Regions from separate parts of the Homo sapiens genome. Here region 2 is linked to region 1. A link is a loop called in an ENCODE intact Hi-C map of the cell type or tissue named here. Cell type or tissue: HepG2. All regions are shown on one strand. Each heading gives the region's core, and the rest is flanking DNA. Links, peaks and the distances in the headings are about the cores only. Region 1 overlaps ALCAM (activated leukocyte cell adhesion molecule). Region 2 overlaps ALCAM (activated leukocyte cell adhesion molecule).

Region 1 (4,404 bases), core at 78-4,077:
TTTGTTCCCTATTTAAATGAAACAGTACTATGCCTGAATCAGAATTTCCTGCATGCAGCATGGCTTCTAAGCTCACAAGCTTATTATGAGAGTAGTATTGGAAAGATATAAAGCATAGTGCCTGCCAATACTTAAAACATATTACATGCTGAGGCAATGCAATAAAAATGTTTAATAATTCTTAAGTGATAGTGGCAACCAATCTAAAGCAAACTCAAGTTACAGTTGAAAACACTTATCAATTGATATAGAGTTAGAAACCAAAATCAAAGTTTGTTCAATGTCAAGTTACTAAAATATTCATTGAAAACTCCAACAGCAAATTAAATTATAAGATGAAAATAAGAAATCTGACATACTATCTTTTTGCCAGTCCAGGCATAAAAGTAATAGGGCTAGAAATTCCAACTGAAAATTAACTGTATGCTTTTTCTCATATTGGAGAATCTGAATCCTAGAATATTTAAGCCTTGTCTTATATCATATTATGCATAAATAAACTGAAGCCCAAGAAAGCAAGGTCACAATGAGGTTAAGATGAAACAAGAAACTTGTTTTCTCTAGTCTCTTTACACTAGTGTTCTTTCAAGTATGAGTTATAAAACAGATATTTTATGTAGAATTTTTTTTAAAAAATTCTTATCATCTACTACCTAACATTAGTGGCAGACAGCATTGTAAGAATGAAGACCTGGGTGGTTATCAGAGTCCATGTTCTTCAGGGCTTGAGGCCATGCTTTTGGAAATCATTTCCCAGAGCCGGGGCATTTGAGGAGAGTACAGAAAAGCAAATGAATGGTGAATAGGAGAAAGGCCATCAGCCAGGCAGCTGCAGGTTAGACGGATGGATTGACTTCCCAGCAGAGCAGGGCACAGTTTGCTCAATTACCCTTTTGTACAGCTGGGAAAGAAAGACAGGAACATCAGAGACTGCTATCTCTCAGTTACCAATAACTTTTGAAAGAGGTATTTGAAAGACATATAAATGATATTTTCCACTGCCTCCCTGTGCAGGGAAAGCATTGTATGTCAAGTCAAAACTGAAATTCACTAGTAACCAAAATTAACAGCCATAGTCTTTGGCAACTATCTTTGGTCACACTATCACCTAGAATTGGCTTTGTACTTTGTATCAGAGCTTTACATGAGGTCCTTGATCTACTCATCAGTGTTTTCAGAAAGACTTCTGGATTCCCAAATAAATTCAGAAACTTCTCTTAAAAAGAAAAATTAGTACTGATTAAAAAGCACAGTATTACAGAACTTGTTATTAACATTTTATTTTTGCATTTACTTTTTCCAATCTCAAATTGGTAAGCACAAAGCTTAAGAAAACAAACAACAGTATTTCTTTAGGAGAGTTTAAGTTCCAGCTTTGGGTTTTTCTCTTTCTGTAGTTTATAGTGTGTGGCAAAAAGGGCTCGCGTGTGTTAAAGCCAAAATGCATTTTGCATTAACAATTTGCGTTTAGAAATCCAAGCACCTAACACCACCAGAGTTAATATTTGCTTTGGACTCTTCTACTTATTTAGTCTCAAGCTTTTCCAAAGAGCTAACACAAAAAGACAGCTTTCCTATTTGCCTAGTGAGTGTGTGATTTCACACATAGTGTATGATATGCTTCTACAGAGACTTGGTATTAGCTGTTTTTCATGTGAGCTGTGTACTTAGTTATGTTGGGAAATGTGAACTTTGTAGTTGAAAAATGCAGCAAACTGACTGAGGCTCATATCGATTCTACTTTAGAAATGTCTCCTGTCTCCTTTTCACTGTGCCTCTTTTTCATTCCCACTGCCCTATTTCACTATGAGTACATAACCTAAACACTTTAACACGATTACCTTCCCCGAGTCCCTTCTCCAGCTAGTTTGCCTTCATACTGCTGCCATAATTTTCAATAGCAAAAATCTGACCACTTCACTGCCATCCTTAAAATGAACCAAAAATCCTTTTGTTGACTCCACATTCTTTACAGAATAAAGTCCAAATTGTTTAAGCTATTATTTAAGGCTTTCAAAGTATCACCCCATTGCTTCTTTCCCAGGTGCCTTTCCTTCCATCACCTCCTACAGCCCCTAAACCTCAGCCACACTGGCTGAACATGATTATACCCTTGCTCCAGCCTTTCTCTTGCAAGGAGTTTCCTTCATCCTTCTTTCCACTTGAAGAAATTCTTATCTGTGATGATTCAGTATAAATGTCCATTCCAGGCAAAGCCTTCTCCAGCCTATTCATCAATCCCTCCTCTGCTCCTGCAACATTTGGCATATAATCTCCATTATTCCAATAAATAAAAGCCAAAGAGACATAATAACTTTCAGCACTCGTTGTATGAAAAGCACTTTTTTAAAGCAACTTATACTTATTAATTTAGTATATTCATGATAACACTATGAGCATGATACTATTAAAAGGGGGAAAGTTCCCTTGTCCCCCTCACAGGGCATGCGACAGGGGTAGTGGCTCGCTTCTTCAGTGCCCCACTGCTCAAACCTCTAGGGAGCACACAGACGGGCAGGTTATGGGGCAGGTTATGGAGCTCCGACCCTATCGCAGTGTCTTGTGCTCTTTTAGTTTCGCCGTCTATAGGCGGCTTGTGTTAACCAGCTTAATTAGACCTTCTACGTTGTCACAAGGACAGAGGGCTTTCTGTATCTCGGGTTCTTGCCTTGGTGTACCGGAAGAATCAGATCACGTATGGGCTTGGAGAATGAGTGCAAGCTTTTATTTAGTGGAGGTAGCTCTCAGCAGATGGGGGAAGCCAGAAGGAGGATGAAGTGGGAAGGTTTTCTCCTGGAGTCTGGCCACTCAGCGGCCTAGCCTCTCCTTCAGCTGCCCCCGCCAACTCCGCGTCTGTTTCTGCAAGCCCACGGCCTGCCGGCCTGCTGGTGCCTGTCAATACATACCTCTTGACGTCCAGCTGCTCGTTTGTTCCCCCCACCTTCCCCCCGCCGATGTGCTGCTCCTCCAGACGACCACCTGTGTGTCTCTGCCTGCTAGGGTCTCAGGGTTTTTGTAGGCCCAGGATGGGGGCATGGCAGGCCAGGGTGGTCTTGGGAAATGCAACATTTGGGCAGGAAAACAAAAATGCCTGTCTTCACCTAGGTGTGGGGACACAGGCCTGGGGGTGGAGCCCTAGCCAGGGACCACGTCCCCCTCTACCCAGCTCTTCCCTTCCCCCTTCTGTATCATTTAAAGGGACCACGCTCTTCCCTACCCAGCACTTCCCTTCCATATCACTATCATTGTCCTCAATTTTACAGCTGGGAAACATTAGTGCATATTGGCTAAGTAACTCACTAGAAGTCACCTAGCTTATTAGTAGCAGAGCTGGATTCATCCTTACCAGGTCTGAGGCCAGAAACAATGCCTTAATTGCTACACTCTGCTGCTAATTATGTTTCATTTCTGTCTTCTAGATTTTTATCTCCTTGGAAGAGGTAGCTTATTTATATGTATATGTTGTATTAGACCGTCCTCTCATTGCTATAAAGAACTACCCGAGACTGAGTAATTTATAAAGAAAAGAGGTTTAATTGACTCAGTTCCACCAGCTGTACAGGGAACACAGCTGAGGAGGCCTCAGGAAACTTGCAATCGTGGCGGAAGGTGAAGAGGAACCAGGGACATCTTACATGGCCAGAGAAGGAGGAAGAGAGTGATGAGGAAGCTGCCACAGGCTTTTAAACCACCAGCTCTTATGAGAAGGCACTATCTTGAGAACAACAAGGGGGAAATCCACGCCCATAATCCAGTCACCTCCTACCAGGCCCCTCTTCCAGCATTGGGGATTATAATTAGACATGAGATTTGTGCAGGAACACAAATCCAAATCATATCATATGCCCAGCAGGAGTATAGTATCTGGACATTTTAGCCAATCAATAGCTTTATGTCCAATTTATCTGAATTAATACGAATCAGAGCCTTTTAGATTAAGGAAATTTTATTTTTAAAAATAAAAATATTTTCACAGAAAAACATTCTTAGAAAAAATATTGAAGACTGTTTGGCACAGATCAGTAATAAATAACTTATTAAATTCTAATCAGATGTTTAGCATATATCTTTTACAGTCTTTGGATTATATCAACAATATTAGATAAAGATATAACCTACACTATTCTTCAGATATATTTAATTTTTTTCATTTTCAAAAGATTTTATTGGCTTTCCCACAGAAATCATTATAAATATTCTCATAGCTACAAAGGCTTTAGAACAAATAGAAAATTTCCATAACTTTATCTTTCTGAAGTATAATTGTGTTGAAGTATGATCAGCGATTTTTATTGATCTTATGTGTTTACCTTGGTGACTGTTAAATAAGATTTTGTATTGGAAATTTTCTTTGTTGAACAGCTCCCTGTTTTTAAAATTAGAAACACAAATTTATGGATTTCT
Region 2 (4,404 bases), core at 209-4,208, 76 kb before region 1:
GATTAACTGTAAGCTTATGTTTTAAATGTACCATGCAGAACCTTATAACAAGTAGGCATAAATTAAATAGTCACTAATATGTATGTAGCAAAAATATTAATACGGCTGCTACTAGGGATTTTCACTGGCATATTTTTAATTTTTTTTTTTTTTACTTTAAAGTGGAGTAGATTCTGTAGAGTTGGGGTATCAATCACATGATCATTAAAAGGGCAAAATATTTTTTCAAAACTTGTGCAATAATCTTTACCTAACTGGCTATGTGGTTGGTGATTTGTTCCTCTCTTAAAGAGCGAACAGGCGCTCTTTCAAATGGAGATGCTTACATGATTTCATGTATATTCTTAGTTTTCATGGGAGACCTATCCCTTCAGTAGAAGGAAATGCTAGCTTTAGGTCACAGCAAAACTAAGCTTTATTTTTCCCATTTTGTCTAGTCTATGTTTCACATGTTAAAGTTGTGAATTGGACACTTAATTTGAGTGAGAGTCAGGGTATTTTTCAAACTATATTTAGTGACTTTAACTTGCTGAGTGACCTAGGACAAGTCATCTAAGCTCTCTGGGCCTTAGTGTTCTAACTGGTAAAATTAGAAGGTTAAATTAAATGATCTTTTTACCTAGTGTCAAATCAAAAGAATCACATTTCTATATTAATTGTATTTTTAAGGTTGTTGGTACCTAGGTTCTTTTAATAATATCTTGGAAATAAAACATTATTATATTCTTTAAAATGTACATATAACAATTGTACATATTTATGGTATGTACCATATTTATGGCAAAATGTGATGTTTTGATAAATGTATAAATTTTGTAATGATCAAATCAGGGTAATTAACATAGCCATGACTTTAACATTTATAGTTTCTTTATGATGAGAATATTAAAAAAGTCTCTTCTAGCTATTTTAAAATATGGAATACATTATTGTATTATATATCATAGTAGTCATCCTGCTGTGCAATAGACTACCAGACCTTATCCCTCCTATCTTACTGTAGATTTGTACTCGTTGACAAATATCTCTACAAGTGTTTTTCACAAAGAAGCCCCTCAGTATTCTGACATGAGGAAAAGCAACGAACTTGCTTTCCATTTATGCAAATTAGATTGTTAACTTCCTATGCAACTAGGAATACTTAACAGTACTTAACAATATTTATATTGTTCCTTTGGACATAAGTATGGCTATGATTGCCCCCACCTCCCAAAAAAACAACAAAAAGGAATCATAGGAAACAATTTTTAAACTTATTTTCAATTTTTTTTATTATTGATTAAATAAAAGCACAACTTAACAAAATATAGGCAGTCTTGTACTTTATATACAATGATCCTTCTGGGGAGACATGGAAATTCATCTGTCTTCCTCAAGCCAAGTGGGACTGTTCTGTCCTAGGAGAAGGGATTTTTAAGGAGTGGGGAAGGAAGGGGAAAAAAAGGAAATCTTTTCCTTATTGTCACCACTGCTTACCCTTTTCAAAGAAGTATCTTCGGTTCTTAGAAATCCCATGCCCAGGGTGAAAATGGAGAGAAAGAAAACACAGGAAGAAGAGAGTATATATAGAGAGGGAGGCCAGGGAACTAGGAGAACAGAATGAGAGGCAAGGTAATCTCTCTCACCCTTTTAGGAAAGGACTCTCATTGCCTGTGCTCCTTCTTTACCTGACAAGCTGCAGTTGCCCCTACCTCTACTGTTGCTTTTGTTCCTCTGTAATAAAGAGGTAGAGAAGAAGGGAAGAAGAACAGCTGAAAAGCAGAGAAAGGAAAGAAGAGTTGGCAGTGAAAGGCAAACTCATAGATTGCCTTAAAACTTCCATGGCTGCCACTTCTGGCCCCCTGTCCCCACTGCTTCATCACCATGGGCTGAAGCTAGCATTTAAAGGGGGAGGAAAAGAGAGAGGAATCTGAAGACAGGAAGCTCTAGTCTCTTTCAGTATCCACTGTGTTCTTCATCTACCCACCCCCTCCCCTCATCTGACACCTTGCCTAGGACAAGGGCTCTTAACCCCTGAGCTTCCAATAGTCCCTAAATAAGCTGTACAATGTTTTTTACTCTGTGAAATTGTAGGTAGAGTTTGGGTGTCTTTGGGGCGGGGAGGGTTCATAGAGTTTCTCCGATTTTTAGATACACCCAGCATAACCTAACTCACCTGTGCTTTTTAATATTCTTCTTTGGCTTCCATAGGCTCTTCTGAAAACCTAACCACTATATGCACAAAGTTCTTACCATTGGAAAACACCTTTAAATGATACACAGAGAAAGTTTCCAGAAAAATCATTTCAAGGTTGGAGAAAACCTATTATACTTTTTTAAATAAAATAGGAAATAATAAGCTGGATTGAGGTAATATATATTTGGCTCCTACTCACACAAAAATTTTGAAAAAGAAAAAAAATGTTTAATTTATTTTTTAATTATTCATTTGTAATCACGAAATATCTGAACTAAATATTTGAATCTCTGCAAAGGCTGGGAGTTGCTATGTGTTGTTGGGACCACACTACTCTCATATCCTGTGTAAATACCCCATGACTGAGTAAATATTATCATGCAATTTTAGAATTAGAAGTTTAGATGTTTTGACCTAAATGTTTTCCAGGGTTAAAATATCCTTCTTACAGAACAGTGATCCTCATAAGTTTAAACAGACTGGAAACAATAAAGCCTAAAAAGAAAATCATGCACATCAACAATTTTCTTTCTATCTTTCAACTTTAATTTTCACCCTTATAGCCCTAAACCACTAATTTGAAAAGATTTTTCTAAAAGTTCATCTTTCTAATATATCATAATATTTCTTTTTTTCTGGCCCTGGAAGAGATTGAGTACTCCGTATTTTTTAAATATATAATGGATATATTATAAATACTAGAAATGAGTACAATACTATTATTTAATTTTGTGCCAATTTCATGAATGAGGAAACTAGATATTGAGCAAAGTGCAAAGATAGACATTACAGTCCTGACCTCTGGTAAGTATTTCAGAATTGTCACTTTCAAAAGGTAATTCAAGAACACTGTATTTATGTATCTCTCAATAAGTTCACTATTTGCCTCTCCTATAGAAACATGGTAGTTGTTGTGTGAACCATTATCCAAAGCAAAGTTAGATCAATACTACTGAAGTAAATAAATTGAAAACTATATTAAAACTGAAAAATGTGGTTGTGAGGACATGCAAGAAAAACAATGTGGTGCTACTAGCCTGGAATTGGTATGAATAAGCCCTTTAAAAAAGAAAAAATGAATCCTTAATCTTTATGCCTTAGTATCTTACAATTCTCCATTAACCTTTGATAAAACCATCATATTGGGCACAAAAGAAACACAGTCAATGAATTTTTCTTGATATTCTTTTTTACAGGAAAAAAATCAAACAATGTGATTCATTATAAAACCTATGGTCAGAATCAATAATCTATGCCTTCATATCATGCCTGTTTAGATAATAATTATTAAGCCACCATTTAAAATTTTTTAAACTCAAATTCCATCTGCAAAAAATCTATTTTGCTTTTAAAACTTAATATTAGGTTTCAACTTTACTTTCTGTCATCCTTCTTTTGGTTGCCACATCAGTAGACTCAGAATAAAAGCATCTGCCCAAAGCAAATACACTGGAGTTCACTGTCAAACAGAGATTCCCAAGAAACCAAACAGAAAAGGAATAAAAATGAGAAGCATGTTTTATTAAATGTCTTCTACACCTGCTTCCTTTATCTTTTAGACCTGCTTACCAAAGCCCATTGGATATTTTGATTTTTTAAGTCACAGGCATATGAACTAGCTTGAACATTTATAGTATCAAATTATTAAAGGTAATGACCTGGTATTTAAAAAATGATGTTCCACATCTAGGGGATCTCCATGAAAGCTTTTCAGCTGAATAAAGGTTATAATTGTTAAACAAATTGGTTATTTATTAAGCTAGCACTATAAACAAAAAGAGTATTTAAACAGCTGGTATCCCTGTGACCCTACCTTTAATCTTCTCCAGAGAAAATGTGACAAGAAGTGATATTTAACAATAATTTTAGAAAATGTAATGAACACCAATTGATTATGTAACTTGCATTTTATTTTCAAAATTACATTAAAATAGTATGCAACTATTCATTTAAATGCATTTTAGAATTAAAATGAATTATTTTCACCTACAAAACTTATGTTTAAAAATGAGATAGTACTGTTTTATTATTGATCTACATTAAATTAGCAATATGTTAAAATTCATTTCTATATTGTAATGCTTGGAAAATTATAAATTTTTGAACTTTTTAAAGCTATGCTTGAAAGTTCAAGAGAGCCTTACTCAGTAATGAAAGTTAAACAAACAAATTAATAATACATAAACAAAAAGGTTGTTTATAACCAGTCCTGCACAATTTTAAATCTA

What was found. Peaks named below come from ENCODE experiments on the same cell type or tissue, not always from the same donor. Only the 100,000 strongest peaks of a DNase experiment are listed, where the experiment ranks them.
Region 2: it touches region 1 in a loop (2.9-fold over the local background); 1 of 110 quality-filtered maps calls a loop at or near these places.

The regions. Positions count from the first base shown.
Region 1 is chr3:105,501,704-105,506,107 of GRCh38, forward strand. All of the region lies in intron 1 of ALCAM (activated leukocyte cell adhesion molecule), which reads left to right. Among named protein-coding and RNA genes, the nearest start is that of ALCAM, 140 kb to the left of the region's middle. RefSeq lists enhancers at 2,427-2,957, 2,958-3,488. In HepG2, for the core only: no CTCF peak of the experiment used is centred there; a DNase peak (open chromatin) is centred at 1,698; H3K4me3 peaks cover 2,583 bases.
Region 2 is chr3:105,425,622-105,430,025 of GRCh38, forward strand. The region is part of intron 1 of ALCAM (activated leukocyte cell adhesion molecule); the gene reads left to right. Among named protein-coding and RNA genes, the nearest start is that of ALCAM, 61 kb to the left of the region's middle. In HepG2, for the core only: no CTCF peak of the experiment used is centred there; no DNase peak of the experiment used is centred there.